Regions from separate parts of the Mus musculus genome. Here all the other regions are linked to region 3. Evidence: chromatin loops called from intact Hi-C (ENCODE). Cell type or tissue: heart. All regions are shown on one strand. Links, peaks and the distances in the headings refer to the core of each region. The heading gives the core; the rest is flanking DNA. Region 1 overlaps Slc39a12 (solute carrier family 39 (zinc transporter), member 12). Region 2 overlaps Cacnb2 (calcium channel, voltage-dependent, beta 2 subunit). Region 3 holds the start of Cacnb2 (calcium channel, voltage-dependent, beta 2 subunit). Region 4 overlaps Cacnb2 (calcium channel, voltage-dependent, beta 2 subunit). Region 5 overlaps Cacnb2 (calcium channel, voltage-dependent, beta 2 subunit).

Region 1 (5,980 bases), core at 423-5,422, 110 kb before region 3:
TGAAATGACTCATGTTCAGACACAACGACCCTGGATGACGTTTCTCCTGCAGAATGTCGGATTGGTCCTTGGCTGGTTTTCTCTTTTGCTCTTAGCTGTATATGAACAGAATATTAAAATATAAGTTAAGAATCTCTAATGGCTTCCAAAATGTAATTATCTGCTCATATCTCGTATCTTCCATGTTCTCTATGCCAATCACTAATTTGGTATTTATATTCGAGGCAAAGAATTTGTCATTTATCTTAACTTATTAATTCTGTATTATAAATTTTTAGAAATATATATATGTGAGTCTGGCTTGGATTAAAATCTTTATTTTTGTTTCTGACACTGTGATTGGCCACAATAATGTTTAGTGTTAGAAAATTCTTAATTCTAGTCAGCTGCAAAAATATTATTTCCCTACAAAAGAATGTTTATTCCTTATATTTGAAGCAGACATTTTTGTCGTTGTTTTTTAAATTGTTAATAATATATTGTTTTCTATGTGATTAGTAAAGCATAAGCAAATATAATTGTAGAAATGTAATAAAGGCTAGTTTCAATTACCTTTCTGAACAAATCCTCTCTTACAAGCTAGTACAACATGATCAGCTGGAAGAACCAAGCCTTGGTTCAGCAGTTTATGTAAATAATCCACTTGGGGAGGTCTAAAAGATACAGCAGAATATCCCACCTGTCCTCCTGTCAAACTCAGCACATATCTGTGGTAGGCAACAAGAACTGTAAACAAAAGGCAAAGTTCCCAAATCAATAAGGCAACAAAGAGTCGGGCAGAAAACCAACGACTCAGCTTTCACAGATTATAGAACAGGTGAACAGGTGTGTGTGTGTGTGTGTGTGTGTGTGTGTGTGTGTGTGTGTGTGTAATTTCACTGATGAATCATATGTTTGCATTGTTTCTGAGGTCACTTTAAAGAGGATAGCAGTAGGTGAATTCATGAACAAGGAACATTACTGATAACACAGAAAATTATTAAGATAGAAAATGACCTACTCTTTAGTCATTTTGTCCCTTAGAATATGGGTGCCTTCTATTTCTCTTAGTTTTTAATGGTGGATCTTGACAAGGGAAAAGGTTATTTTGTTTTTACTGTGACTCATGGCACACAGTTATGTATCTCCTACCTCTTACTCACCAACTGGTAGAAGTTCTTTGTCATGCCCCAACCCAAACATAGTCACTTAAAAAACACCTTGCTTTGATTTCAAAATAAAGTGGACTTGTCCAGCTGTCTTAGGTGAATGCTCAGACTTTGGGCTATTGTGTACAAGAATTCAGTGTACCTCAGGAACAACTTAACTATATAAGTGAGAATACAAGTGGCTGACTCCATTCTCAGAACTTCTGACTCTGTGTGTCTGAGAGAGTACTGAGACCTTGACTTAGAACTCCCAGGTATTGTTAAAGATGCTAGCTGTGGCCAGACTCTGTACACCATTGGTGAAAAAAGTCAGACAGACCTGGCTCTGAGACAGAACAGGTCAAGAGCTGTGTGTTTTTGACTAAGTTGCTTAAAACTTCTGTGCTTGGATGATTTTCAAAGAGCGAGCTAGACCTGACAAATAGAGCCTCAGCTTTCTGTTTTAGGCGAGTAAAGCAAATTGAACAAGCACTCCTTTGCACAGGACATCCTGGGGTAGAGGTTACAAACACAAAGTACCAGATATGATCTGTGGACGTGTTTTAATGCCCATGTTCTGATTTTGTTATTTAGCCTTCATTTATGCTAGCTTAATTGGAACAGCTGTGATGGATGACTGTGTTTCTGGTTCAAGGTTAAACAAACTAAATTAAAATTTGAGATGTGAGCTACTGACTCTATGACCTTCAGCTTTGAGTGATCTTGATGCTGGTAGGGTTGTGAATAGGGTGCAGCGGGGTTGAACACTGCCAGCTATCAGAAGGAAACATTCCAAGCCCTTCAAAAGCTTATCACTAGTGTTCCCTGATTGAAAGCAGAGACTGAGTCACTCAGATAGCATCCTAAGGGTAGTAGGGCATAGTAGCTTCTGAGGAACCTTTTTGGGTTCCCCTTTCCTCCTCTTTACCTTATCGTTGATTTGCTGATAATGAAAATTGTGTTCCAGGCAGCATACCATAAGTAGTCTTAGAATTGCTAAACGGGGCCAGGGAGATGATTCAGTGTAAAAGCACGAGCCACATCAACCTGTTAACTTGAGTTGGATCCCAAATCACATACAGAAAGTGAAATACGTTAGCATGCATCTGTAATTCCAGTCCCCATGCAGCAAGATGGGAGGCTGACTTAGCTTTCATGGGCCACCTCGCCTAGAATGAGACCTAAATGAACAAGTGAGACCTGGCCCCAAAGCAAAGTGGAAGGGGAGAACTAATTTCCAAACTTCGTACTCTGATCTCCATATGTATACTGTAGCAAGCAAGCATGTATCAACATTCACACACATGCTTACAGACACATACTTTTTTCAAAACTGTTTTTATTCCTCAAGATTCAGTAATAATAGTAAAAATATGATGACAGTTCCTTGCCCTCTGAAAATGACCTGAACTTAAATTTGGGTAGACTGACAGTGTTTTTCTTTTAGGGTAAACTGTTTTTTTTTTTTAAATCAGGTTTTTCAATTTTTGGAGCAGGTGTGTTTCCTAAGACTCAGTTGGGGTCTCTATTGTACTTCTGATTAGTGATTTGTCTGCCTCCTCCTCTTCCTCCTCCCCCTTGTTCTCTACCACCATCCTCACTACCCCTCCTCCCCCTTCTCTTCCCCCCTCCTCTTCTTCCTCCTCCTCGTATTCCTATTCTTATTCTTCCACTGAACCAGAAATGTTGCTGGGGTAAAATCAAAGAGTGGAACATGTATCTGTCTTATTTAAGCATCTATCATCTACTGACAGGTCTTTTTTTAGAGACAGAGGAATTGGCTCATGGTGTGGCTTTGTAAAGTCTGGGGAAATGGCTTCACAACTGAAGGCTGAGTTGACCCAGACTCTTAGGTAAATATGTCTATGAACTGTAGCCACTCCTAACTGCTCTGCCCTTTCCCAGAACCTAGCATTGCAGGTAAGACTTTGAATCTCTTTTTGAGACTCATTTCTCAAGACATAGCCCATTGACAATGTTCTTTCCTCTTTGGAGTGGAGATAAAGGACCTGGTCACAAGTGGTAATCACTAAGGTTAGTCTGTGCTCATCAGTTGAGTCATTAAGAATTCAGGTGCCAAAGTGAGATCTAGGTTCAAACCCTAGCCATACTTCTTGGAATGACAATTCCTTTTTGTCCATTAAAATAAGATTGTGGTGATGTCAGTATAAAATACTGCTTGTGAAACACTTAGCGCAGAGCCTGCAAAATATTAATAATGATTCAAAATATTTAATACCTCTCGTTGATATTTCCTTTTTCTGGTAGATTCAAATCTTTCTTAGTTCTGTATTCTTCATCAAGGAAAGGCTTTTTATTGGTGTGGAGTGGGGATTGAACCTTTTAAAAATATATTGTGCCCCTGGGCTTGAGGCATTACAGTAGAAAGCTTGCTTGCTTAGCATGTAGAAGGCTGTAAGTTCAATCCTCAGGGCTGACAAAAACATATTAAAAGCCATATCCTTCTATAATTCTCTTTAAATCCTCCAAACCAGCTTCTCCAGAGAGCCAATAACATACTGCAAATGTGCGTGTGCATGTGTGTGTGTCACACATGTGCCAGTGGGCTTCACCTTTACTCACATCTAGAGAATAAGAGATGGAGCCCCTTTGGCATGCCCTCCCTACTCTGCACACTCTCCCATATAAGCTCTATCACTCTGGTCATAATACTTACACTCAGCATGAGTCCTCTGCATTTACTTCTTCTCTCTCACAATATGTGAAAACCTATTATACTCCTCTGCAGTTATCCTTCTGAGAATGATAATGGAAGCTGGCTGAGAAGGATCTGTCTGAGGTCAAGGCTGTTGCCAACACTTGATTTTGACTCAAGGAAAACAAAACGGTAGTCCCACTGAACCTCTCTGTTCTCTGAAACCAGCCCCTCAAAAAAACAGGGAAGCAGGGCATTGGCTTGATGGAGCCCTGGTCTATTTAAATAGAGAAGTGTCCTCCAGCTGAGAGTACAAACAGCTTGTACTCCTAAGAAGGGTACCCTGGTCTGTAGAGGCTGAACATATACTCCAAGCAAACGTCCTTTAGTGTTGAGAAATAAGCTTTAGGTTATGGTGTACCATTTAAAATGCAAATGAAATGTAGGAGAAGTTTTGAGAGACTAAGAGATGGCTTTACTCTAAGCCAGGAGTGGGCTTAACTGGCCCCTTCCCATACACCACTACATATCTAAAATTCAATACATCCATCCCAGTATTCATGTCCCCAAGAAAAAAATATATGTCCTACAAGATCTTTCCCACATTCTGCTTAGCCACATTGCAAATTTGTAAATCCCTGTTGCTTTTCTCTCTTTATCATGACAAACCTCTTCCTAATTGTAAAGTGGCATGTGTGTGTGTATGTAATACACATGTGTGTATTACATATGTGTGTTGTAATACACATACTAGAAGGCAAAAATAAATGAAACAGGGATGTAGTTATAGCGGTCAAGGTCTAGGACCCTAGGTTAAAAGATTAAGATTTAATCATGGGATTAAATCTTCTCCCGTGCACAGTACAGCAGAGTGCAGTACCTATAGAATCAGAGGGGAATGAAACTGAAAAATCTTACAGTCCAGAGGACTCTCCAGTGAAAGACAGAATATGGGAGGCAAGAACCATAGAAGAAATGATCTGTTTAGAATACACAAAATCTGACTCCTGGCCAGATAACCATAAAACTCTGTTAAAGGCCTATATGAATCACTTCTTTTTATCAAAAATATAATGTTGGCTCTCATTGCAAAGTTACAAGGCAGTCAAAAAGACAAGAGAACATAGGTAAAAAGACAGTGCAAGAGCCACAGATAGGTTCAGGATGGACAGAGATGTTGGAGTTATTAGACTAGGAGTGTAAATTGGTGTAATTAATATGATAAAGCTTATGATGGAAAAATGGAGCATTTTTAAAGTGGAAAAGAGTGAGGTAAGCAGGACACTGTGAAAAATAAATAGCTGGGTGTACATATTGCAAGTTCCTGGAATGCTACTAACACTAAGAAAAGACAAATAGGAAGATCACCATGAGTTCAAGTCCAGCCTGCTTCACATAGTAGCAAAACAGTAAGAAATCAGTGTGTAAAAGGAGAAGAAGAAGGAGGAGGAGGAGGAGAAGAAGGAGGAGGAGAGAGAGGGAGAGAGAGAGTGAGGGGGAGAGAGAGGGGGAGGGAGAGAGAGGGAGGGAGGGAAGGAGAGAGGGAGAGAGAGATGGAGAGAGAGAGAGAGAGAGAGAGAGAGAGAGAGAGAGAGAGAGAGAGAGAGAGAGAGAGAGAGAGAGAGAAAGGGAGGAGAGCTGGGTAACTTCTAAGACACCAAAATCTGGAAACAGATACTCCTGCAAAGGCAAACTAGAGAATGAAAGTGTATTTGCCCTACAAAGACCCAAACTTTGTTCTACATACAGTTCAGAAAAAGGAAGCATTTTCCTACACATTTTTGGAGCTCCTTTGGTTTGCTAACTATATTTGAGTGTGCTCTTCTCAAATATTCATACTGCTGTCCTGGCACTCAGCAGAGATTCCAAAGCTAACCCTTGCTTGTCTTCACCTTAGATTTAATATTTTCATGTAAACATGCCATCTCCCATACAACTTGTTCATCTTGCTAGCAAATGCAAAATTAAGATGATATATTAAACAACCCAGGTCACTTAATTTTAATCAAAACATTTTGTTTCTCCTTCTTGCCTTCCAGACATACCCTTGTTGATTAACAGAAAATCAAGACTATCTGAGACTAGTCTTCCAAATTCCCTTGTTGTGTGCCCCATCATCTTCTTTGTGTTTTGTGCTCCCACACAATTGTGTGCTTGTGTGATCCCTGTGCACACCTGCTGCTTCTCACTTCCATGT
Region 2 (5,980 bases), core at 554-5,553, 74 kb after region 3:
CACTGCAGAAGACTTTGTGAACAGAACACTATTAGCACAGACACTAAGATCGACAATGAATACATGGGACCTCATGAAACTAAAAAGCTTCTGGATGACAAATGACACCATTATTTAAACAGAGTGGCAGCCTACAGAATGGGAAGAGATTTTTTTTCCAATTACATATTTAACAGTGGGCTAATATCCAAAATATAAAAAGAACTTAAAAAACAAATATCAAAGAAATAAGTAACCCAATTTAAAATGTGATACAAATCTAAACAAGAAATGCAAATGACTGAGAAACACTTAACAATGTTCAACATTCTAAGCCATGAGGGAAATGGAAATCAAAACTACTTTGAGATTGCAGCTTATACCCATCAGAATGGCAAAGATCAATAAAGTACATGGCAGCTCATGCTGGTCAGGATGTGGAGTAGATAAAGGGGATACTTATTCATGGCTGGTGAGAGTACAAACTTGTATAGCTACTGTGGAAATCAGGGTGGCAGTTCCTTGGGAAGACGGTAATTGCTCTCTTTCTATATATACTACTCTTGGGTATATACCAAGGAACACTTCATCCTACGAGAGACACTTGCTCAGTCATGCTCATTCCTGGCTATTCAACATAACCAGAAACTGGAAACCACCTAAGTCCCTCAACAGAAGAAAAGATAAAGAAAATATGGCACATTTACATAATTGAATATTACTCAGCTGTTAAAAAATGAAATTTGCCAGTAATTGGATGAAACTAGAAAAAAAAATCATCCTGAGTGAAATAACCCAGATCCAGAAAGACAAAAATGGAATGTATTTGATTATATATGGATGATAGCTATGACCTCAAAGATAAGCAAGCTGTAATAGAACCACAGAGGTTCAACTCTATATAGTAAGACATGGGAGAGGGGAGACAGACAGCTCTCCCTACGGAAGGGAAATAGAAGTTAAGAGTGGATGGGGGTGGGGATACTGGAATGGGAAGATCATGTGGGGCCAGGGAGGGAAGAAAAGGATAAGGGAGAGACTATGGAGAGAGACATCTAAAACTAAAAACCATTTGAGGGGTAAAATGGAAACCTATTATAGTAGACACTTTATAAAATATGTAGATATATGAAGGGAATATAGGTGAAATCTCCTGATAATTCAGGGGACGGATCCCAACCTGGACATCTCTTGTCATGAAATGAATCTTCTAAGTGGGCTTAGGTTACACTAATTGGGTTGTTGGTGAAAGGAAACCCATGGGAATCCCCAAATAACACAGGCTCCTTCCAAGACTGTAGGTTGCTCTCCATAAGCTGATAGCAAGGCCCCACTGCTGAAGACAACACCTATATGGCTCCTTGTACTTGGAGAACTTGAGCTGGTGCCTACATAAAGTCATTATACTACATATTAGTGTCTTTTGTACAGGAAGGTACTCTGCACAATATCAAAGGAAAAATGTAAACACCAACCCAGCCCCAAATCATTTACCATTTACAATGCTGTCCTGCCTGCTACATATCCTGGCACACACACACACACACACACAATGACACAAAGCTTGTGGAAATATTTAGATTGACAAATCTGATTTGACTTAAGGCACACTCCATGGGACAGAACCCATACCTGGCATTGCTTGTGTGATTAAAAAAATAATAAGTACATATAGAATGTTTAAAATTACCCTTGTCATGTCATGCTATTTATTGTTTGGAGCGTGGATGCTCATGAACATATAAAAGTGATTCATAACATGATTGGTTTACTTTCTAAATTTTAACCCTGAAACATGTTTCTTTTACATTTTCCTGCTGTAAATGTGTGCTGTGTGGTGAATCCCCCTTTGAAGGGCAGAGGAAATGCTGAAAGGCACCCACACAATACTTTCAGGATACCCTAGAATGAAGCAAGTGTTCCTGCCTGGACTAAATTAAAATTAAAAGCCCTTACTGCAGTAGCCATTTACTATCTTGCCAGGGCTGATAAAACAAATACGTAACAGCTGTCCAACACAGAAAATTCCAGTTAAGATCACTCACCACCAGCCCGCTGAGTTATCCTGCAACTAAATAGCTGTCAAATCATGGTGAGAGTCCAGGAAAGTGGATGAGGGTGAGAGCACAGAACTGTAGCTTCTAATGGCACAATGAGAAAGGACTTTGATATGACAAAAAGTGATATTGTCATGCTTGTGTATTGTGCCTGATGTCCCATGTCTCATCTACTGGGAGGATAACCTGCCTGATTGGATTAAAGAAAAAGTAGGATTTCACACTAATAACTAAAACTGCAGTACTGGGTCTTGCCTAAAGGGATTTAGTTTTGATAGAAGAACTAGTGGGAACTCTTTGGGCCTATTGTTTGTGACGTGCTAAGTCTTCAGTGTTAAAAATGAAGACAGGTTGGTAAAAGATCGTACCTCCATGCCCACACCTAGATTTGAGATGTGGCATTTCACAGGAGCAGCGACATCTAGTGTTTCTTCCTGAGATAGCAGCGACTCTGAATGAAGGTCATGAATTCAGGAGCAGCCTACCAACCAACTTGGACTACTTCTCCCAGGGTCTGACTTTGACGATTTTTGAAGCATATCACATTCATCTAAGTCAGGGAACCTGGTTTATTCCATATTTTTATAACTGTTCTGCAGAGCTGCAGGGTGGCCAGACATTTTGCTTATGTTCTGGCCCAGCGCCAGCAAGTTCAGAGCTCAAAGGCCCCCTGAGAACTAGGCATTTCTGGGATGAATCTAGAGATTTGCAAAGAATATTAAGTGAGCATAAAGCTACTTTCCATTAAAAAAGGGGGCCCAAGCTAAGCCCCAACATTTTCTCTAAATACATTGTGACACAGACAATTGTTTTGAATTAGAAGTGATCAGAAAGATCTTAAAAAATCAAAATGAAACTCACCAAAAGCCTTTACTGTTATATGTAAAGTACTGACTGTACTTTTCTAAGACAACTTTTTCTAATGCTTGAAATGTCAGGACTATGTATCATTTTTGTACCAACTGATGAATCCAATGCTTGAGAAACAATAAAACCCTTTCCAGGTGCCTGTAAATTTCCCCTGCAACCTAAGCCTCAACTGCAGAGTCTCAAGGCTGTACTTGAAAGCGGCCTGCGTTTGGGGATTTAGTCTAATATTGGAGACAACTTTGAGCTCTTATTTTTTCTTATTTAGATCAGTTGGTGGTGGTGTGTATGTATATGTGTACATGTGTGCGTGTGTGCATGCATACATGTGTGTGGGGGGGGAGGGTGGTACATGAATGTGAGGGTGCAGACGTACATTCATGGACACACATGTAGAAGTCAGAGTAAATCACTTGAGTGTCTATCGCTCTCCACTTCATTGCCTTAAACCAGATTCTCTCATTGCTATTTTACTTAGGCTAGCTGACCAGCAAGCTCTTAGGATTCACCCGCTCTTATCCTGTAATACTGGAGTAGCAGGCAACTGCAGTCATGCTTAGCTTTTTGTTCTGCCTTGTTGAGATGCTGGGGATTCAAACTCAGATTGCATAGCAAGTGCTCTTATACACTGAGCCATCTACTTAAAGTTTCATAGGTCAATTCTTGATATCCATAGAACTGAAGTGTGAGCTTAGGTACCTCTGGGGTCCCTATGTACTGTCATTCTACAGTTCTTGCTTGTTAGTCTAAAGTTCTCCTGTGAGTGCTTCAGTGTGTACATCTGGGTGCCACAGTCTTATAGAGGGAGAACTTCCATGGACCTTTAGTTCCCTCTGTTTTAAGTATAACAAACATAAGTGCTAATTTTTCTTAGTGGGCATTCCCTTTTATTGCAATTCTGGCCACCTGTGCTAGTTAGAGATGGCAGCAACACAGTTCTCTATCTCTAGAATGCCTCTATCTCTGTGGTTTAAAAATAGACAATGGTTACCAATAACAAAAGCTAATTTATTGATTGTAGCTATTGGGGGAGGACAACAAAAGCTAGAGAGCCATTTTCTAGAACTATGCTTTTCTCCCACACCCCCACATGCAATTTAAAGAAATCTATTCTGTGAAACTCAACCATGCCTTAAACTCTCCGAATTCCAAAACAGATAGAGATCTCTGTGAATTGTTCATTGTAAGCAAGTAGATGCAGACACTATGGATTATTGATTTCTGCCTGGGTAATAGAGCCACATACAATGCAGAGTCAGCCAAATTGGAGTGGATGTGCTGTCAATACATTTATATAATCCACTTATTAAGCCCAAGTGTACAGCTGCCCAGAGGTAGACCAAAGATCCTTCCTGAACTGCAAATGGAATGTCCATATCAATTCATTTCTTCATACAAACACTGAACAGACATTTGCTCAAGAGACTCTACCACACAGGCATGTGGAAAAGCACGGGTCAATGTATCTTTCTTATTACCCTGTTTTGAACAGCCAAGAAAGTTTCCTTTATCCATGGGTGCATGCTTTATTTAGAAGGTGTAAATATCATGTATCATGAAGTTAATAGTTCCAATGTGTCCAGAGTTTACCAGCATTATCAAAAGTAAGAAAATAGGGACCAGGTTACAAGGCCATAGATTTAGTTGGGAAGTCAATAGGATTCTCACTAAGAGAACAATATTTGAGAACAACTTGATGTGAATGATAAGTCAAGCAAACCTTCCAAGCAGGGGGAATAGTCATTGCAGAGGCCAAAGAGTGAGTGGAGTTTAGTTCCTTTTAGGTTTGTATCTTAGTGGCCAAGATACCTGACAGAAATAGCATGGACCCTTTAGAGGGTTCCAACCATGCTTCTTGAGCCCATGTACTTGGATGTTAGAAAATCAAGGCAGCAAGCGTGTGTGGCAGAAGAAATTCTTTACCTTATAGCAGTCAGGACACAGTAACAGAGGGACCTCAGGATAAGCTAAGGCACCTGAGGATGTATTCCCTGTACCTACTTCCTCCTGGGAAGTCATACCTCTTCTTGTCTCCAGAACCTGCAAAAGTAACTTCACAAGCTTAAAACCAAAGGAGAACATTTCATATTTAAGCCATGGAGAAGGATGCTTCGTGTGTTTGTCAAGGAGGCAGTGTGGCTGTATCTGAGAGTGAAGGGGATGAGGCAAGAAAGGGAACCAAAGCCAGTTCATACCTAAAACTTTCCTTGTCCCCAGGAACCCCTTTTCTTTGTACAACCCTCTATGGCAGAGGTTCTCAACCTCCCTAGTGCTCTGACCCTTTAATACAGTTCCTCATGTTGTGGTGACCCCCACCCATAAAATTACTTAGTTGCTATTTCATAACTATAATATTGCTACTGTTATGAATTGTAATGCCAGATATGCAGGATATCTGATATGAGACCTTATGGTGGTCATAACCCACAAGTTGAGAACCACTGCTCTATGGTCTCTCCATAGTGGGAACAGTTTTGAGATATGTTTGTCTTCCATATACTGAGTCACGTCTGCTTCATTTCCTTCTTTATGTTATGGTTTTCAGGACACCCTAAAGGTCTGCAAGAGAATTGAATTTCAATGAATGGTCTATACCAACACTTTGCTAACTATAGTCCAAGGAAGGCCACTATGGTCTAACTATAGTATCTATTTAATAGAAATACTTCTAGTTTGACTAATCTATACCAAATGCAAATCCTTTGTAAAAATTTATCTTACTGAAATCTGAAGCTATTTCAGTTACACAGTGTGGCGATGTGTCATTTTGACTAATTAATTCAGTCAACAGTCTATTCATTATGTCTAATGAAAGATTTGTTTTTCCTGATCTATTGATCATCATAGAATCTAGTTTCGTATGCTTGAAATAGGAAAATTATAGATTCTTTAAGTTTGCATTTATAAAATTATTTTGTGTGTGTGTATTGTTTATGTGAGTGTGTAGCATGCATACATGCATACATACATGCATGCCATGGTACCAATGTAGAGGTCAGAGATCAACTTGCAGCATCTTTTTTCATTGTAGGGATCCTGGGGATGAAACTCAGGTTTGACAGGCATGATGGCAAGGG
Region 3 (5,980 bases), core at 414-5,413:
TGCAGGAGTCTCTTGCATTTCTGTAACTTTTAATGTGAAAAGGCTCAGACTTTACTTACCAAAACTGTCCACTTTCACTTTCAGCTTTTAAATATTACAGCAAGTCAAGTATGTGAAGAATAAGGAAATTGGCCATATAGAAAGCATTTAATACGTTTTCTAAACCTTCTTATTCTGTTTTTATCCTGATTTTACATTGTTTAAAAGACTCATATTTTGCTACTTTTTATATGATAACTTTTATAAGCCAGACAAATGTCTGAATGGGAAATTGTACTGCATGTCTAATACATGCTAATTAAATTAGCATGGGTTATAGAGGAAGAAATAATGTTTTCACAAGACTCATGATTAAGTAAGCGGTTGTCATCATGAGTTTACACAGTGTTTTAAAACCCATGAAGACAGACCATGCATCATTCATCCATTTATCCACATACTAAATGTTTTCTAACCACAGTGCACAGCAAATATGGAACACTGACCTCAGTCCTAAAGATAAAAGATGGTGACTCCAACTGGTGCCTTCAAGCAGCGTCTGCCTGGTGCTGGAAAGGAATATAACCTTAAAGGACTCAGTATCACAAATTATAGGAAATGAATATACCCTTTGACATTAGAACATTTAATTGTAAAGTTATTTCCAAAGTTGGTCTAACATTTTGTGGTCTCCGATGAAAAGATAAAATTCCACTTCCCAAAGGGCCATAATGAAAGAGGATGACAGATAATTAAGTATCCTCTAAGATATCAGGCTGATGCCATGGGAAAACATTACATCTCATTAAACCAGAATACAAATGTCTTCTAACACACCTGAGATACCCATAGTTTTATAAAACAAACAAACAAACAAACAAACCCAAACACTTTAAAACTCATCACTCATATTCAACAAGCATATAAATTAGTTTCTAAGTATGCCCAAAGGGCCTGTGACCTGATCTGTATAGGCTGTGGTCACTTGGAGGCATAAATAGGCTCCTGATTTATACTTTATATTAATTACATATTGAAAGAACTTAGAGTACAATTACTGGGTTCTGAATGTACCCCAAGTGACAAGTGTGGTTCGCACAATACAGAGTTTCCAGTATAGTAGATGTAGTCCCTGAGACTTTACAGACCCAAGACAGCTACGTTTTCTTAAAGAAACAGGGTCAGGAGAGTGAGCATACTGGCAGCAGACCATGATTGATGGTAGATTTTAATTGGAAGTAAATATATTTAATTGCAAAGAAAAACAGTGTTTTTCCAGTTTTCACACACATATATATGGCATGGTCAGGAATAACTATAAAAGCATTGCTAATTGTCATAAATGAACTTAACAAACCCCTAAGCTCCCATGGCTGACATGGTCATAAAAATAGAATCTCATACCCTAAACTCACAAACTCTCTGCTCCTTGCTTTTTTACTTTTTTTTTTTCTCTACAGAAAATTGATACTTTTTTCTTTTTTAAAAAATTAGATATTTTCATTATTTACATTACAAATGTTATCCCCTTTCCTAGTTTCCCCTCCCAAAATCCCCTATCCCCTCCCCCCTTCCCCTGTTCACCAGCCCACCCATTTCTGCTTCCTGGCCTTGGCATGCTCCTATACTGGGGCATAGAACCTTCACAGGACCAAGGGCCTCTCCTCCTATTGATGACTGACTAGGCCATCCTCAATTACATATGCAGCTAGAGCCATGAGTCCCACCATGTGTTTTCGTTGGTTGGTGGTTTAGTCCCAAGGAGCTCTGGGGGTACTGGTTAGTTCATATTGTTGTTACTCCTATAGGGCTTCAAACCCCTTCAGCTCCTTGGGTTCTTTCTTTAGCTCCTTCTTTGGGAACCCTGTGCTCTGTCCCATGGTTGGTTGTGAGCATCCACTTCTGTATTTGTCAGGCACTGGCAGAGCTGCTCAGGAGACAGCTTTATCAAGCTCCTGTCAGAGGTCACCCCCTCCCCCAGGTAAAAAAAGGAAGCTAATACTTAGGTCTTAGTTAACATTAGTAACATGTAATCCAAATGGCAATAAGACTGAAGATTTGGAAAACCAACGGCACTTTGTATATGCTTAAATCTTTAAACATACCGAGATCTGTTTTTTTTTTTTTCCTTCCTTTAAAAACAAAAACAAAAAAATTCTGGCTCAATCCAGTGTATGGTAGACATCTGCTTAATGAAAACAGCTCAGTTTAAGAAGAACACGGTACTGTATTTCATCATCATAGTCAAACACAGTATACAAAGTTTACCTTAGTAAAAGGTCTCTGTGTGTATTTCAGCTTGCACAACTGTTATACTTTGTTTCTGCTCGGTGAGTGCTACCTAGAAAATTTGTATGTAGATTTTTTTTTCAGTGCAAGAAAGGTTGTCAAAGCAAAGCAGCGTCTTATGAGCAATACTAGAACGGAAAATAATTCCTTCTCCTCCTCCTCCTCCTCCTCCTCCTCCTCCTCCTCCTCCTCCTCCTCTCCCTCCTCTTCCTCCTCCCCACTCCTTCTTCTCCTTCTCATCGTCCCCCTCCTCCCCGTGCCCCTCTTCCCCTCCCCTCCTTTTAGTTTCTTTGTTTTTAATTGAAAGCTCACACAATGTACTCTGATCATGGTTCCCCTCCTCCATCTCCTCCCTACCTCTCCACCCATCCAACTACAAGCGAACCATTATTCCGGTTTTACCCTCTTACCAAGAATTTCGGGGTCCTTAAAAACCTGCTTATTTTTGTCTCAACGGTTACACTAAGACTTCTCAACTGCGGGGAGGGGGTGCGCTGGGGGCGGGAACGATATAGTCTGCTAGCAAAGACAAGCTCCTAGCAAAGACAACAAAAACAAAACAGGCCATCACAAACCAAAAAGCTAGGGCACAGGTGTAGTAGAACCAATTGTCAGGTCAGGACCATGTGGGAGGAAGTCTTAGTTCATCACTGGCACTTGTTTTCTGACTCCTCGAGTGCTTTCACTCATGCTTTTGCAGAAGTTCGGGGTCTGTCTGTAGCCTTTTTCGAATCATGGAGAGTTTCAGTTTAGGGTCTAACCCTGTGGATCTTTTTCCTCCTCTGGACTCCAGGAAGAGGAGGTGAACTGAGCAGCTGGGCCAGTTACCTCCCTAGGGAGCTGCGACTGGCTGGCTTTCGTGGCTTCGAAAACTTTCCAGCGCGAGTGCCACGGCGACGGGCCGCAGCTGAGTCGGAGCCCACGCGGCCCGCGCCTCCCGCGAAGAACTTTTCGGAGTGGCGGTGGTTTGTCACTCTCGCTTTCCGACGCGCCTCCCCCCTGGCTCGTGCTCCCGGAGCGCCCTCCTCCTGGCGGGGACCTTCCCTGGAGCCAGCCCGCCCAGCAGTCCCAGCCTCCGCCGCTCGCGGGCCCAGAAGCTCCAAAGAACTGGCGCCCCTCGCCCCGGCCACCCAGCCTCGTGCCTGCGCCACCGCCTAGTCTAGGCTTTGCAACATGCTTCAGCGGCGTCGCGCGCACTGAGAGCCTCCGATCCTGGGGCGAAGAGGAGCGGGGGACCCGGGTCGTGGAGGAGGGGACCCGCAGCCTTGGAGTCGACTTTTTGCCGATGGTCCAAAGCGACACGTCCAAGTCGCCTCCCGTAGCGGCGGTGGCGCAGGAGAGCCAGATGGAGCTGCTGGAGAGCGCGGCTCCCGCGGGGGCGCTCGGAGCACAGGTAGCCACTGCGCCGCGCCTTCTGCTGGCTTTGTGAGCCTCAGAGCCCCGACCTCAGTCCCTCCCGCTGCCTCCTCTCCCTCATCGCGAACCGCGCCTCCCCCTCCTGCTCCGGTCTCCTTCGCCACCTCCTCCCGCCCATCCCGGTGCTGCTGGGGGACCCTGCCCCTGCGCGCCTTCCACGGGCTCTGCTCCGGCTTCCATTTTTTTGTTTGTTTGTTTGGTTGGGTTTTTTTGTTTTGTTTTCTTTTGATTTTGCCCCCTTTGCTTTCTGAAAAGCCAGTGGGAAGGGGCGAGGACGACCTGCCGCTCCTCCCCGGCTTTTCCCGGGCCACGCCGCTTGGCTGTCCGCGCCCCTGCCCTGGAGAAGCACATGGAGAGCCATGGACCAGGCGAGTGGACTGGACCGGCTCAAGATCGTGAGTCCGGGCGGGCGGGAAAGGGATCCGCATCCTGCATCGCTGTTTCCGCCGCTGCCTCTGGTGGTCTCTATTGGGAGCTAGGCAGGGAGGTGAGGTGTTATGCAGGGGTCAAGGTGGGCGTGGATCCCCTTGCCTTCTCCCCGGAGAGCAGCCCCAACCCCCCTCAGCACCTGGGGCGCTGTGCCACCCAGACAGTTCAGCTAGCTGTCCTCTTTCCAGGGTTTGCCTGGACCCTTGTTTCTTTGCTGGAAGAAGAGAGCAGAGTGTTGTGGGTGAGAAAGTTTTTGTTTCTGTTTACCCCGAAATGGCATGCCATTCTAGCGGCTCCTGGGTTCCTTTCTCTGATGAGTATTAGCGGTTTCTGGAAAAATTCTGTCCTGCTGCTCATTGTGAAATAGGAGATGTCGGTTGTAGGCGTGGAGTGTGATAAGGTGGCTTTTACGTAAAGCCTTGGCAGGTACAGTTGGGATTCCAGACACCCCCAGATCTGGGCGGAAAGGAGTTCCTCAACTTTTATTCTTGGGGTAAAGCCTTCAAACCTGACACTTGAACTACTTGGAGAGTGCTGGGAAGAGGTTAGGGTGAATCCAGGAAGAATATTTCTCCTCTGCTTAATGGCTTTGGCTTGCTCATGTCAAGTCCATATTTGCCAGATGGTAAATTGTGATATTTGTATGAATAATAATACATAACATAAAATACACTGGGACGAGGTCTTACTGTGCAGTAGAGGGGTGGGAGTGAGGCGGTCCGAAAAAGGTCACAAATATGTTGCTGCCGCTCTGGTAGACAGCAACAGACAGCAGCATTTCTGTACTGTGCCGATGGTAACCCCATGTAGTATAATTCAAGCTCTGCTGAGCCCCCCACCCATTGTGTGTGTGTGTGTGTGTGTGTGTGTGTGTGTGCACGTTTGCATGCTGCTACTGATTTACATGTGTGCTAATGTGTGTGCAAGCTGAAAGCTTGTGGGTACCAGTTCAGAGGGTAAGTTGCAGAAGGCCAAGGGATTCTCTTTAGATATGTGGATTTCAGGAACTGAATTCAGATCTTCAGGCTTCCTAGCTAGTGATGTTACCTGCTGAAGCCTTCTTGTCGACTCTTTATTGAACTTTCATTGACCACTGGAAACTGCCAGTTCTAACTTAGAATGCACAATTTACATTGATTAGCAATGGGGGAGAAGTATAGTCTACTTGGGCTTACAAATCAGAAGTCCATTTCTTTTGTGGTGGTAAAACAGGTAGGCTTCAGCCAGCCTGAGTTTGGCTCCCAAGCCCAGTGGAGACCTGTAATTAAGGAGAGCCCTCTCGGCCAGGCCAGGTTCTGCCAGAGGAGCGGAATTTGAACCCAACAGGGCTCACGTTTGTTTTAGGCTCCTGATTTTATCTTGATACTTGCTTGCCAGCTGAGACTAGGGTAAAAGATGCACGGAGAGGCCTCTCAGCTGTGCAGAGATGAAGGGCTTGAATATTGAGGGAAGAAGGAAATGGAAGTCTATCTTCTCCTGGAAGTTTCTTCAGTTGTTTTTTTTTTTTTTTTTTTTTCTGTAAAGTTTTAATTCTCGTGCTAAAAATAAAGTTTTTGAAATCTTGTTATTCAAAGTTAGTACTGATAAGTCAAAAGAAAAAAGTGATTATATGCAGATACGAGTAGTAATTTACCTAATTATTTCTAATTAAATGCGAGACAACAAATACCCCGTGTACAACTGCAATTGGAAATTAATCTAATGTGAACAGGTACAATTTTCACCCTTCAAAGAATTTATATCCCTGTAGTTACATAAGTGACAAACGGGACATTTGTGTGGGTGGGGGTACCCAAGAATCCAAGGAGTTAAAAAGAGTAAAGGCCACAGTCTAGAGTTATCTGCAGTACTTGACAGGGGAGGTGGC
Region 4 (5,980 bases), core at 347-5,346, 59 kb after region 3:
TGGGCCATTGTCTATGTGACTACTGACCACACTTCTCTTGTTCGGGCTGTGGACGGTGGTAACTTAGGGAGGAGCCAGAGTTCCAGGAGCATAAGGGAATGCCTACCATGTCATGAAGGTGAATTATCACCATCGGGGTTCAGACCTCAGCTTGACTGGAAACCAGCCTGTCTCTGTAGAGCCCAATGCCCACAATCTAACTCTTCCAGTGCTGTGATTTAGATAAGAAATCAAGGAGACAAGATTTAATGTAAATTTCTTGGTCTGGAGACATCTTTGACTGTCTTCTGGGTTGGTCATCATCCATCTTGAGATGAGCTCTAAGGAAAGGAACAATTGATTCTCAGACCCTGCTGGCCTCTTCCATCTATGAATATTTATCTTCCATCTATGAGTATTGATCCCATGCTACTTCTGCAAAGAGAAAAGCCAGTTTCCTGTTAACCTCCCCATTGTTCAGCCTGAAAGTTTTAGCAGACAGAAACAGTCACACTCATAGTTCCACTCTTCTCTCTTTTCCCCAAGTTATTCTGCCTTCTTTTTTCCCCTGCTGCTCAAGTAAGTTTTTCTCTTGCCCTCAGGCATGTGTAAGGAAATGGAGAAATTAGACATGGGCTGTAACACCCATTGCCCTTCAATTGCAGGGGAATATGCAGATTCTCCTATGAACTCTGAAAGGTGCACTTCCTGGAGTGAAGAGGTGCTCACTGTGTGAAATGCTAGACTTATTGGCAGGTGTCATAAGAACCAATAACATACACTTATGATTCAAAGTTTAAAATATGCATTTGAACAGGAGATAGCACATCTTAATAAACACTGTATTCTAGAGTACTACCAAGCATACTCATGCTACCAAGGATTAATGTTTGAGATACATTTAGAAAGCATGTGACACTCAAGTCAATAATGTAAACAGTGCTATAAATCTTCAAAATTATCTGTACCAATCCCTTTACCTCTTGAGGGGTTATTACTGTTTTTTTTTGTAAGATATTTACTGTGCTCATTATAATGAACAATAGCAGATTAGGCTATTATTCGGCAGATTAGACACAGTGGAAAGTTTAGCTTCATTTGTTATATAAAATATTATTGAGATTGGAAAGATGGCTTAATGGGTAATGTGTTTAGATCTCCAGAACTCAAGTAAAAGCCAGGAGAGTATTTCAGTTCACCTGTACTTCTAGTGTCCAAATAATCAAAGACAGGAGATCCTGGAGTAAGCTGGCTAGCTAGACTGCCTGTATCGATGAGCTCTGGGTTCAGCTAGACTGCCTGTATTGATGAGCTCTGGGTTCAGTGAAGGAGCAGAACAATGAAGAAGATTCCTGATACCAACCTGAGCCTCTGCATATACAAAGGTGCACACATGAACTCACATGTGTGCCAACACACATGCAAGCAGGAATAAATCACTCATATATACATATAAAAAGGAGAATGGTGTTATTATTTAGTACATTATGCTGCATATTATAAACATGTACAAATTTTATCTGTTAAAAATAGCTTACAAATTAAAAAAGAATCATTATTAGGAAGAATTTATTGTATTGGCAAAAGAAGAGAGCAAACAAATCATTTTGATGTCAGATGACATCATGCAGTTGTGTGTGTTTGCTGTGTGTGCTAGTTTTGTGAAAGGCTGAGGTTCATTTTAAAGCCATGAATTTAAAAAATGATGTAAATAGGAGGTGCATCTTTCTCATGAGAAGCACTGTAAAAAGTACAGCGTAACACAAGCCTGTCTCAGGAAGGAAGGTGCCTGTCTTATGGATAACTTCAAAGCAGTCGTCTCGAGACAGTGATCAGGGCTCTGATGCCATGACTCATTCTTCATTGTTTGGTCACTCCATTTGTGAAATTTTGATAGGTTAAATCTCAGTATGAAGAAAGCCCAAAGTAAATCTCTAGTTGTCGCAGCTACTGGAAAAGCAACTTTTACCATTTTAGAGACACAAGCAATACTGTTTTGAAAGAAAGAACCCAAGCTCAAAGTAATTCTAAAGAATTGTCAGCTTGGCAAGTGAACACTCATGTAGGAACCAGGGGTTGTCTTGAATGCCCAGTAAAATTTCATGCTATGAAACTACTGTTTCCTTAGATGACTGTGAAATCATTGTATCTCAACTGGAAAATGTACATGTTTCAATGTAACTAAAGTATGCAACGCCAAGCTAATCAAATGTGTTCTGGATCAGCTGCTGGCCCACTAGATGTGCCATGGGGCTCTTTCCCTTCCATGGGCTGGAGCTGACCTCACCCGAAGGAAAATGGAAATGTGCATCTTATTTCCATGTCCGGGAAGAACTGCCTAGCAAATCACTCTTCCTCAAAGGCACAAAAAATGTGGCTTAATTTGTCATCATTGTATGCTCTGGAAAGAAACTGTTTTATGGCAAGGCCAAACTTTTGAAGGATTAGTGATGGTCTTAGGTTGATGGGTGTGTTTCGTTGGGAGCTTTCTATCTTAATGTATATGTGTTTTTTTTTTTCAGTTTTCTAGAAAAGTCTTTTCTTAACTCTGCCTGTGTTCAGACTTTATAGCTGGAAATAGGAGTAGGCATGTGCTTTTCCAGATGGCTTGCTTGCTTTTCATCAGCTTGGTGGTTTCATAAGCTCATACCTACATTAGCATCACTTTTGAACTTACTACACAGACTATGATGGAAGCCATGAAGTAAACATGTTGTGTCTGCTGACTTTGAAGTATTTGTACTTTCCTTGGTTAAAAAGAACTGAGTGTATTAGCTGTCTTTTATTTATATACAGTGTGCCCAGATGTTATATTTTGAACTTATTGTTCTTTAATTAGGGCAACGATGTTGTTCATGGTGTGTGCATGTTTGTGTGTGTGTATATGCCTGTGTGTAAGTGGGATCCAGGAGCTCACACATGTTAAGCACTAAGTTATAGCAATAGTTCAAACAGATTTTTAAAGGGCAACATAATCTCGATCTCTTTCTAAGCTGACTATTACTTTGGTAAATGTAACAAGGTTCACAATATATAATCTGAAGAAAAATGTTTATATGACTTTCGTTTGGGGATAAGTCTCTAGCTCAGAAAAAGTCCTTGCTCAGGATACAGCACTGGGCAGGGGATGAGAAGCAGACCTTTTTTTAAAGTTTCAAATACTAAACTACTTAGAGCCATTGCATGTTTCACCTCTACCACCAAGCCTGACAACCTGAGTTTAGTCCCTGGGATCCATACAGTGGAAGGAGAACAACCAGTTTTGAAGTTGTCCTCTGACCTCCACACATATACACAGACATGTAAATAAGTAAATATAATACGTTTTAAATACTAAACTAGTTTGATATGCAAATGGGAGGCTACTGTTTTGTTATGGACAGAGGGTTAGAAGCTCTTCAGTCTGTCTGGAATGAGAAATGAACAGGAAAACAAGCCATTTTTCTTATGCTGTCAGAGTCAAAACTCATTTCTTAGGAGAGTTTTGCTAAAATTGGAGAAAGATTCCCCTCTGTGAAGAGAGGCCATCATAGCCCTCAGCTTAAAAGCAGATTGGCTCTCCTACTGTATGCTACATTCCTGTGGTTCCAACTGGGATCTGGACAGGGATGGGACCTAGTGGGCAAGCATCAGGCTTTTAGATTGTAGTGAAATATACCCCAGTTTGGGACTGCATTCAGTTTTAAGCCATTCTGTGTTTAATGGAAAGAGAGAGAAAGGGGGAGGTAAGAAAGGAGAAAGGGAGAGAGGGGAGAGGGAGGGTAGGGAGGCACACTTATAAAGTTTGCATCATGGGAGTCAACCTCATGTATACTGACTAATACTGTTACTTGTACACCACCAGTATGATCACCTTAAACAAATATGAAGATGTTTTCCACATAGAACGTAGGAATTTGCAGGGGTTCTTGTTGGATGTAAATGTCTACAGGCAATAACAAGAGTCATATGTAGTTATAAATCTGGACTTGAGTGTTACAGAAATGCTCAGGTTGTGTGTTGGCTCTGCTGTTGCATGTAAACTTGGTTGTTCCACTTCTTACGTGCAGTTTCCTTGTTTGAGAATTCAGTATAGTCAACAACTTTCCTTCCCAGATTTGTTGTTAGCATCAAGTATAGTAAGACCAATATGCTGTTATTAAGTCTCCAAAATTTAAAAGTAACCATTCCTTTCTCTCCTGACTCAATATCTCATCTTCATCTAGATGAGAACAATTATGTGCTCTTAAAATAGCTGAAATGTAATAAAATAATTATAATACAAACATATGCATACACATACACACAAATGTTTACATACATACACAAACACTCATACGTATACTTATAACCAGTACTAAGGGACCAAACCTAGGGTTTTCAGAAATGTTAGCAGGTGTTCTACCAGTGAAGTATACATTTTTAAGCATAGTATGTAAAGTAGAACACTAGAGTTGATAAGCGGTATAATTTTCAGACTCAGAGCATGTGGGTGAGATCATTGATCTGCCATCTCTTCCACACACCTCTGGACAAATTGTTCAGTCTTTGCCACTTGCTGCACCCTTGTGTACAAATGGGCATTACTGAGGTAAAGACTCGTGTTTACAGAGTTGTGAACATTAAATGAAGAGGCATCTGTAGCACTGGAATCAGGATGTATGAGTTATGACTCGCGTGTTAGTTACGTTTCTTATCACTGGGATTAAAATACATCGGATCTTCCTTCCCTTCCTGCTACCTTTCTTTCCTCCTTTCTTCCCGCCCTCCCCCTTCCTTCCTTTCCTTCTTTCTTTACCAGGAATTCTTTCATATCCTCCTGAATCTCTCTAGATCCTGCTTTGTCAACTTTCCTGAGTTCTTGCATATGTTTAACATGTTATTTTAGCAGACTGTTTATCTTCCAACAATGCAAGCCCAAATGGATGAATAGATGGGTCGCTTGGTCACATCTGGAGTTCCTTTGCCTTTATTGCCCAACAGGAAGCTCTGCTTCAGGCATAACCTTGAGTGCAATGGCTGAGTTGTTAGAGCATGCATGCTTTAAATTATTAGATTGTGTCAAATTGTTTTCCAAATACGTGTCGCATCTTTACACTCCAGACAGCAGAACATGAGCTCTTGGTCCTCTGTTGTCAAACAGATTTGGAGAGGTCAGTATGTGTTCCTGTTCATGTGGGTCTGTGCACATGTGCAGTGTACACATGTGTGAATCTGCACATGGAGTCAGACATCAGCATAGGGTACCTTCCTGGACTGTTGTCTACTTTGTTTGAAGCAGGTTTTCTCACTAAGCTGTCTGCTCAATGTGCTTGAGGGATCCATGTGTCTCCACCCCTGGCTCCCACCACTGTGCCTTCAGAGCACACTACCAAGGAGGCTTTATTTTCTGGGTGCTGGGGCAGATCCATTCAAGTGCTAATGATTATGCAGCAAGCACTTAATGATTAAGCCATTTACCAAGGCTTCTCCCAAGCCCAGAATTTCATTGTTTTGTTTGATTAACTCGCTTCTGTTTTTTGTTGTTTTAGGTTTTTTTGTTTTTTCATTGTTTTTGTTTGTTTTGAGACAGGGTTTCTCTGTGTATCTCTGGCTATTCTGGCACGTATTCCATAGAACGAGCTGGCTGGCCTAGAACTCACACAAATTCTTCTGCCCCTGCCTCTGAGTCCTGGGATTAAAACCATATACCACCAACACCCAGCCACCTTCTGTTTTTATAACTTGTTTTTATACTTTTTTGTGGGTTTTGTTCACAGGAACCCTTGTCTGTGCTTCAAACCTTGTGCTACTCTGTTTCTGAGTATGAGTTTAAATTGTAATGTTATCAACTTTAACTTTTTTCCTCTACTGTCTTTTTCATTTCTCAGCTTGCAAGAAAATGTTCCCTAATAATAGAAAGGCATAAAAACATTCTTCTAAATTTACTTGTAAAGCTTTCTGAATTATTTGCTTTTTTTTTTTTTTGAGCTATGAAAGAGGAATCTAATTTTGTTTTCTATTTAGATAATAAATTACTCTG
Region 5 (5,980 bases), core at 703-5,702, 49 kb after region 3:
AGAATGTTTCTCCAAATGATATCTGAGTGAGAACTGATCTATTAGTATAGCAGAATGTTATTGGGGGACTTTTTGCTAGAACAGGAGTATTTGTTTTTTCCCTCAGGTCCTTCTGGTTTGTGGCCACCCAGTCATGTTTAGGATGGCTTTCATCTCAAGGAGTGAGCCTTAAATCTAATCAGATATTGGTTGGTTATGTGCACAAGCTCTGTGCCAACATTTCTCTGGCACATCTTACAGTCAGGTCATCATTGTGGATTAAAGATGTTGTAGCTGGGTTGGTAGCGTACAGAGTACCTTCATGTATCATGAAGGAGTGAAAGCTCAAGGTAGGCACCAGCCTGACTTCTCTAAATATTTTAACAGCTTCATGCTGCCCACTGACTATCTGGAACTGTGTTAGCGCTGACCCTCACATCATACCTTTACCATGACCTTAAATCATTCTTATCCTTATTATGTGGAAGTGTGTAAGCAAATTCTTTTACTTGGGTGACCAAGCACACATGCCAATAGGTGATTATAACCTCAGATTTTGATAATGGAGACTGGTCAAGACAACCTTGAAAATATTGAACTTATTCCTGTGACTTGTCTCATAAAATGGACTTTATTTTCATGATGTGTTTTGACCCCATGGGTCATATAAATCAACACTCCCTGAATCCTAGAGGAGGATGCTGTGATTTTTTTCAATGCCTGAGAAAAGTTATGTTAACGATACTGTAAAGTTTTTCCAATTTCCAAACTGAATTTTACACATACTTAAGGAGCCTATGAGCCTCTTGCTAGAGGGACATTTGGACTTATCTCATATCTCTTCTTTGTGATGCAAGCCATAGGAAGGTAGAATATATTTTGTAAAATTAGTGGCATCCAGATGAAATATTTCTTGCCTAATGTCTGTCAGGTGTGGATAGTGTCTCAGCAGGTCTTCGATGGTTCTATGCTGTTTGTATTTTGTCAAATGAAGCACCCACAATTATGGTTTTAGCAGCTCTACTTGGTAGAGTGAAAAGCAGTTTAGATCACTTGATGCTGGTCATGATGTCCAATTTGTCAAAAGTTTGTTTCAGAAATAATGTCTGGTTTAAAAATGTTAGCTTTTATTCAGCATTTAAAGAAATGCATTCAAGTGCATTCTTGCTATGTGTATGGTCTCTAATTTTTCCCCCTTGAATTAAAAAAAAAAAAAAAACGGCTGAGAATAATGAAAACATTTCTTTAAATATCCAGCTATTTTGAAGGAGAGTTCAAGACTGTCTCGGGAATACTTTTGGGAGTTTGCTCTTTTTCACTTCAGTTATTTTAGGCAGTCATTAAACAGTTGTTAGCCCGTCTAGTAAGTTTATATGAAACTACATATTTTGAGACTTTAAATGCCACAGAAGATGTTCCAATGTAAACAGGGCAGAATAGATTTGGGGCTTCAAACGGAAGCACCCAGCACCATCCCTCATTCCAACTGAGGAAAGGCTCCCCAGGACAAGTTTACAAGCACAAGTTGACCCACCCTGGCTGATAGAGAGGATCTGGGATGATTCATATCTTCAGTCTACAAAGCGGGGCCAGGAAGGCCAGATCTCTGGTTCAAGTTCAGGGTAGGGAGCAGGGAGGAGAGCTAAATTGACTATGTTCTGTGGTTACAGACTGTGTCTCAGCCCTTAGTGAATGCCTCATAACTGCATTCCACTCATCAAAAGAGTGTGGATTATGAGCTGCTGGCTCCTGGCCAGTAGGACACACAGCAGTCCTTCAAGCCAGTGTTACAAGACTGGAATCTGCATGGACTGTGATGGGCAGAGGGGGCTCCTTCTTAGTGTGACCCCTACCCTTGGTGAGAAGCTGTGCTACCCACCTTCTCCGTGTGGCAGTCAAAGCTGAGACTGGCAAGTTTCATCCTAATCTGATGATCCAAAAGAACTCAGAAGTCCCTGCTATTCTGTGGACTTCTGTGAGCCTGTATTTACCCTGAGCATCTACCCTTTGTGTCTGTGAATACGATATTATATCTGCATTCTTAAAAGTAAATTTTAATCTGTACCTCTCCAAGGGCTTTTCAAACCTCTCTTATTTCTATCTCCTCTTATTTACAATCCGATTAGTAGCTGATCTGGGTAGAGCTTAACCCTTACTCAGTTCCAGCAGTGGTTTTTGCATATACTTTGTATACCTTATCTTATTGGACCCTTAGTATTACCTATCAAGAGAATGCTATTAGCAAACCCATCCTTTTGTACGGATGTAACAGAGGGACTCAGAAATTGTGTGTAGCCAACCATTTGTAAATTGTGTGTTTCAAAGTGGTCCCAGGATTTCCTTCCCCTCCTATACGAAGCTGTGTAGTTGCACAGGCCAAATACAAGAACAACAAAATATTTGGGCATCTGTGGGACATTGCTTTATTAAAGCAAGTCTTTGCTGTCCAGCTGTCATTTGTTGCCCCTGGTATCTAAAGTAAATTGGTCTGCCTTCTAAGGAGGACACTATAATACAATATCTTTAATATGCGTGCCCTTCTTTGCTTCTAGAATTGTTTAGGAAAGGCTTTATAATACTCATCCTTCAAACAATATTTAAATGACCAATATTCTGTCTTTCTGATTATTTTAGTAGAGTCTATTGATTCTATCCTATCTTAAGTGTTTCTTGCTGTGTTATTAGGTTGCTTCATGGAACATTTCTCCCCCTCCTTTTTCCCTCCCTTGCTTCTCTTCTCTGCCTCTTTCTGTCTCCCTCATCCCACTCCTCCTTCATTTTTTATCCCTCAGGGTACTATGTGATCCCTTGGTCTTATAGGCAGTAGAGAGTCATGACCTCAGTTGATGGTTGTCAGGACCAGGGCTCGTTACTGATCAGCCTGTGGCATGTTGCTCCTTTTGTGCTTTCATCATGAGCATGTGCACCTGGCACCTGGGATCACTCAGTAAATGTTTACTGAATAAGCAAATCCCTTCCTTCCCAAATTCATGCTCTGCCTATGCTCATAACCCACTCCAGACTTTTATTCTTAGTTCATGCTTAAGGTATATCAGTAGGAATGCTTTTGCCTGCATGGAACAGAAAGACCAGCTCAAGCTGGCATAAGCAACGGGGATTTTATTAGCTGACAGAAATGCTAGTCCAGAGATGAAGCAGACTGTGAGACACGCTCCCAGCAAAGGATCCAGCAGCCCTCCTTGTCATTCTCCTGGCTCTGTCTCCCTCTGGCTGATGGGAATCCAGATTCTCAGATTCAGCAACGACATCTAAAGTCTACTTAAAGAAGATTCTCTGCCTGGATGTTTCTAGAAACCTGTTCTCTTTGTGTTTCATTAATATGAGCTGGGTCACTTGACTGGTCCAGATTCATTCTCCAGGTCAGAAAACAAACAATGTTCAAACAGATCCAGCTAGACTTGTGTTCCAGACAAAAGACACAGAGATGGAATTCCACTGAGACATAAAAATATAGTCATGTAAAGTAGGGTCTCTTACAGAACATGATGGGAAGCCTGAATACATTTTGGGGTTCTGTTTGGCAAGGAAGGGCTGGCTATCAGTACTACTACTTCTAGCCCGAGCCAAACCTTCTTTTATATCTCTGCTAATGGATGCTCCTGCTTGAGGCCTGTCCATACTTGCTGGGAAATTCTACAACCCCAAAACTGTTCAAGATCCTGGACATCACAACAATGAATTACAACAGTCCCTCCCTTCAGTGTGTATGTCCTAATAAAGAGACAAGCTATATACTGCTATTGACCAGCATCCATTGCTGTGACAAAATACCTTGGGGGGGAGGGGGGGAAGAGATCAGCTTCCAGGGGGAAAAGTTTATTACATTGGCTATGGTTTCTGTTTCCAATCCATGGTAGGCCAGTGCCATTGCTGTGAGCCCATGGCATGGGTGGACACCACAGCAGGTAGCACATGGTGTTCAGTGGCTCACCTTTGGCAAAGGGAAGCAAAGAGATAAAGGGCAGAGTCAGGGCAAGATGTCTTTCCCAAGAACTCACAACCTCCTTGATCCAAGTTCTACCTACTACATGCTGCTGACTTTCAAAGGTACGCTTGTTACAATCTTGAAGACGTGTAACTTGATTGAAATTTGAATATGCCTCATTCCATTAATAAAAGAGGGAAGTTTGAAGTTTGCTTGGAATGACACATAAAAGAGCAAAATGCTTTAGGGTAAAACAAAACAAAATTTAAAATCCTAAAAAACAAGCCCTTTGGGTTGTTTTTGTTGTTTTGTTTTGTTTTTTGTTTGCTTGGCTTGTTTTCATTAGGAATGTTTTCAGTGCTATTTTGGTTGTACAGTATTGTCTCTATTCAGGTTAGCTTGTTCTATTACTTTCCTTAATAATATTTTTTAACTTAACTGAAAAATTTGCTAGTGTTATATATGATTAAAAAAACACTTAAAACTATTGAATTCACAATTTTTGCAATTATTTTTATTTCATAATTTCCAGTGACAGTTCCTGGTTGTTTCTATAATCTGAGATATGGACTGTTTAAAAGATAAATCAATGATAAATGGAAAATAAAAAAGAAAGGAGATGATAAGATGTTGGGAGGGAGGTATTTGCAGCCTAGGAGAGGTTAGAGACTGGGCTTAGGGGTGTATGACCAAAATACATTGTTTACATGTATAATATTTTCAAAGGATACATAAAGAAAACAAGAATAGATAAATAAACCAGATAAGAGACAAAGATAGGCAAGCTAGCCCACAAAACAAATGTACTCACTGTCTAGTTTTGTAAATGAAGTCATATTAAAGCATACACAAGGCAGATGGGGCAGTGGGTTAGTAACATCTGGAAACTGTCTCCTCATATCCTAATTCCTAAGGCAAAAGCCACCTGGAGCATCCTCACTGGGTTTTGCAGGACATCTGTGATTCCTGTATCAGATTCCCTCCCTGACCTACATGCTGGCTCTATGCAAGGGGATAAGCACTTAGCTTCTGTAGGACAAAACTGCCAGATGTGCAGTGAGTTGAGCTTGGTCACCAGCTATGGAATGAACAGACTTTGGTGGCCCACCAGGAGAGTTACTGTTCTGTTGCTTTGTACTTAACCACTAGTCTAGGCGGTTTATCTATATGGTCCTCCTTACTTGCTAGTATCATGTTTTTTCAAATGTCTCCACAAAACCCCAGCAACACACACACACACACACACACACACACACACACACGCGCGCGCGCGCGTGCGCGCACATGCATGCGTGCAAAAGAGGAGGAATTTCAAGATCTCTATCTTTGCATATGCTTTTGATTCTCAACATTTCTTTAACAAGTGACAGAATCTTGTATTACACAGCTGAAAAGAGTGATTAAAATGTTCTTTGTGGGCTGGAGAGATGACATGGCAGCTATGACTGTCTTTAGCTCCAGTCCTAAGGTATCCAATGCCCTCTTCTGTCCTCAGGCACCAGGCACACACATGGTTCACAGACACACATGCAGACAAAACCCTTCTACACATAGAGTTGAAAATAAATGTGTTTTAAATGCTATTTCGTTAAAAGGCTCTTTCAGCCACACACTACTCAACAGTTCACTGTTAGATTACTTTCTGTTTTGGAGGTAGTAGCTTGTTGCTCTGGATCTCTGAAAGAGAAGACAAAGTGAGCTTGGGTAGATGAAAGGAGCTAGTAAAAAACTTAGTCTGGCAACACAATAAAGGTGAAGTTGGAAGACAACATGATGTAGCCTGGCTAAGATATAGTGACTTGTTCTTGTGTAAGAGTAACCGTAAAGATCATCCCGACTGGTATAGAAGCCAAGCATCCTCTGGCTAAAGAGACCTCACTTGGAGTTGCTTTCCTATGGATGCATATGTGTACTTTTCTCTCTGGGCATCCATCTCTCCATCTTTTCATCTTGTAAACAACATAGGCAACAAAGGTTATGGTGGTAAAAGTGTTAAGCTTAGAGACTCAGAGAGACCTGGGTTCAAGTCACCTCTACCACTGACTTCAAGTTACC

The links. Hi-C counts contacts between places; a loop is a spot of excess contacts. Peaks named below come from ENCODE experiments on the same cell type or tissue, not always from the same donor. Only the 100,000 strongest peaks of a DNase experiment are listed, where the experiment ranks them.
Region 1: a loop joins it to region 3, with 2.6 times the contacts of the local background. A loop is called at or near these places in 4 of 42 quality-filtered maps.
Region 2: it touches region 3 in a loop (10-fold over the local background); 15 of 42 quality-filtered maps call a loop at or near these places.
Region 4: it touches region 3 in a loop (2.2-fold over the local background); 15 of 42 quality-filtered maps call a loop at or near these places.
Region 5: a loop joins it to region 3, with 4 times the contacts of the local background. A loop is called at or near these places in 5 of 42 quality-filtered maps.

The regions. Positions count from the first base shown.
Region 1 is chr2:14,494,426-14,500,405 of GRCm38, forward strand. Slc39a12 (solute carrier family 39 (zinc transporter), member 12) reads left to right here. Exons shown (of 13, transcript NM_001012305.2): 13 at 1-552. The coding sequence ends at 124. Among named protein-coding and RNA genes, the nearest start is that of Gm13266, 15 kb to the right of the region's middle. In heart, for the core only: no CTCF peak of the experiment used is centred there; no DNase peak of the experiment used is centred there; H3K4me3 peaks cover 649 bases; H3K27ac peaks cover 3,803 bases.
Region 2 is chr2:14,674,624-14,680,603 of GRCm38, forward strand. The region is part of intron 2 of Cacnb2 (calcium channel, voltage-dependent, beta 2 subunit); the gene reads left to right. Among named protein-coding and RNA genes, the nearest start is that of Gm32741, 73 kb to the left of the region's middle. In heart, for the core only: a CTCF peak has its summit at 2,479; no DNase peak of the experiment used is centred there.
Region 3 is chr2:14,600,898-14,606,877 of GRCm38, forward strand. Cacnb2 (calcium channel, voltage-dependent, beta 2 subunit) reads left to right here and starts at 3,409. Exons shown (of 14, transcript NM_023116.4): 1 at 3,409-3,661. The coding sequence starts at 3,554. It overlaps Gm32741 (a long non-coding RNA gene), which reads right to left and starts at 3,688. Exons shown (of 4, transcript XR_374017.4): 1 at 2,679-3,688; 2 at 2,248-2,320; 3 at 486-548; 4 at 1-26. In heart, for the core only: CTCF peaks have their summits at 3,352 and 3,592; a DNase peak (open chromatin) is centred at 3,334; H3K4me3 peaks cover 3,643 bases; H3K27ac peaks cover 3,567 bases.
Region 4 is chr2:14,660,095-14,666,074 of GRCm38, forward strand. The region is part of intron 2 of Cacnb2 (calcium channel, voltage-dependent, beta 2 subunit); the gene reads left to right. Among named protein-coding and RNA genes, the nearest start is that of Gm32741, 58 kb to the left of the region's middle. In heart, for the core only: no CTCF peak of the experiment used is centred there; no DNase peak of the experiment used is centred there.
Region 5 is chr2:14,649,799-14,655,778 of GRCm38, forward strand. The region is part of intron 2 of Cacnb2 (calcium channel, voltage-dependent, beta 2 subunit); the gene reads left to right. Among named protein-coding and RNA genes, the nearest start is that of Gm32741, 48 kb to the left of the region's middle. In heart, for the core only: a CTCF peak has its summit at 3,220; no DNase peak of the experiment used is centred there.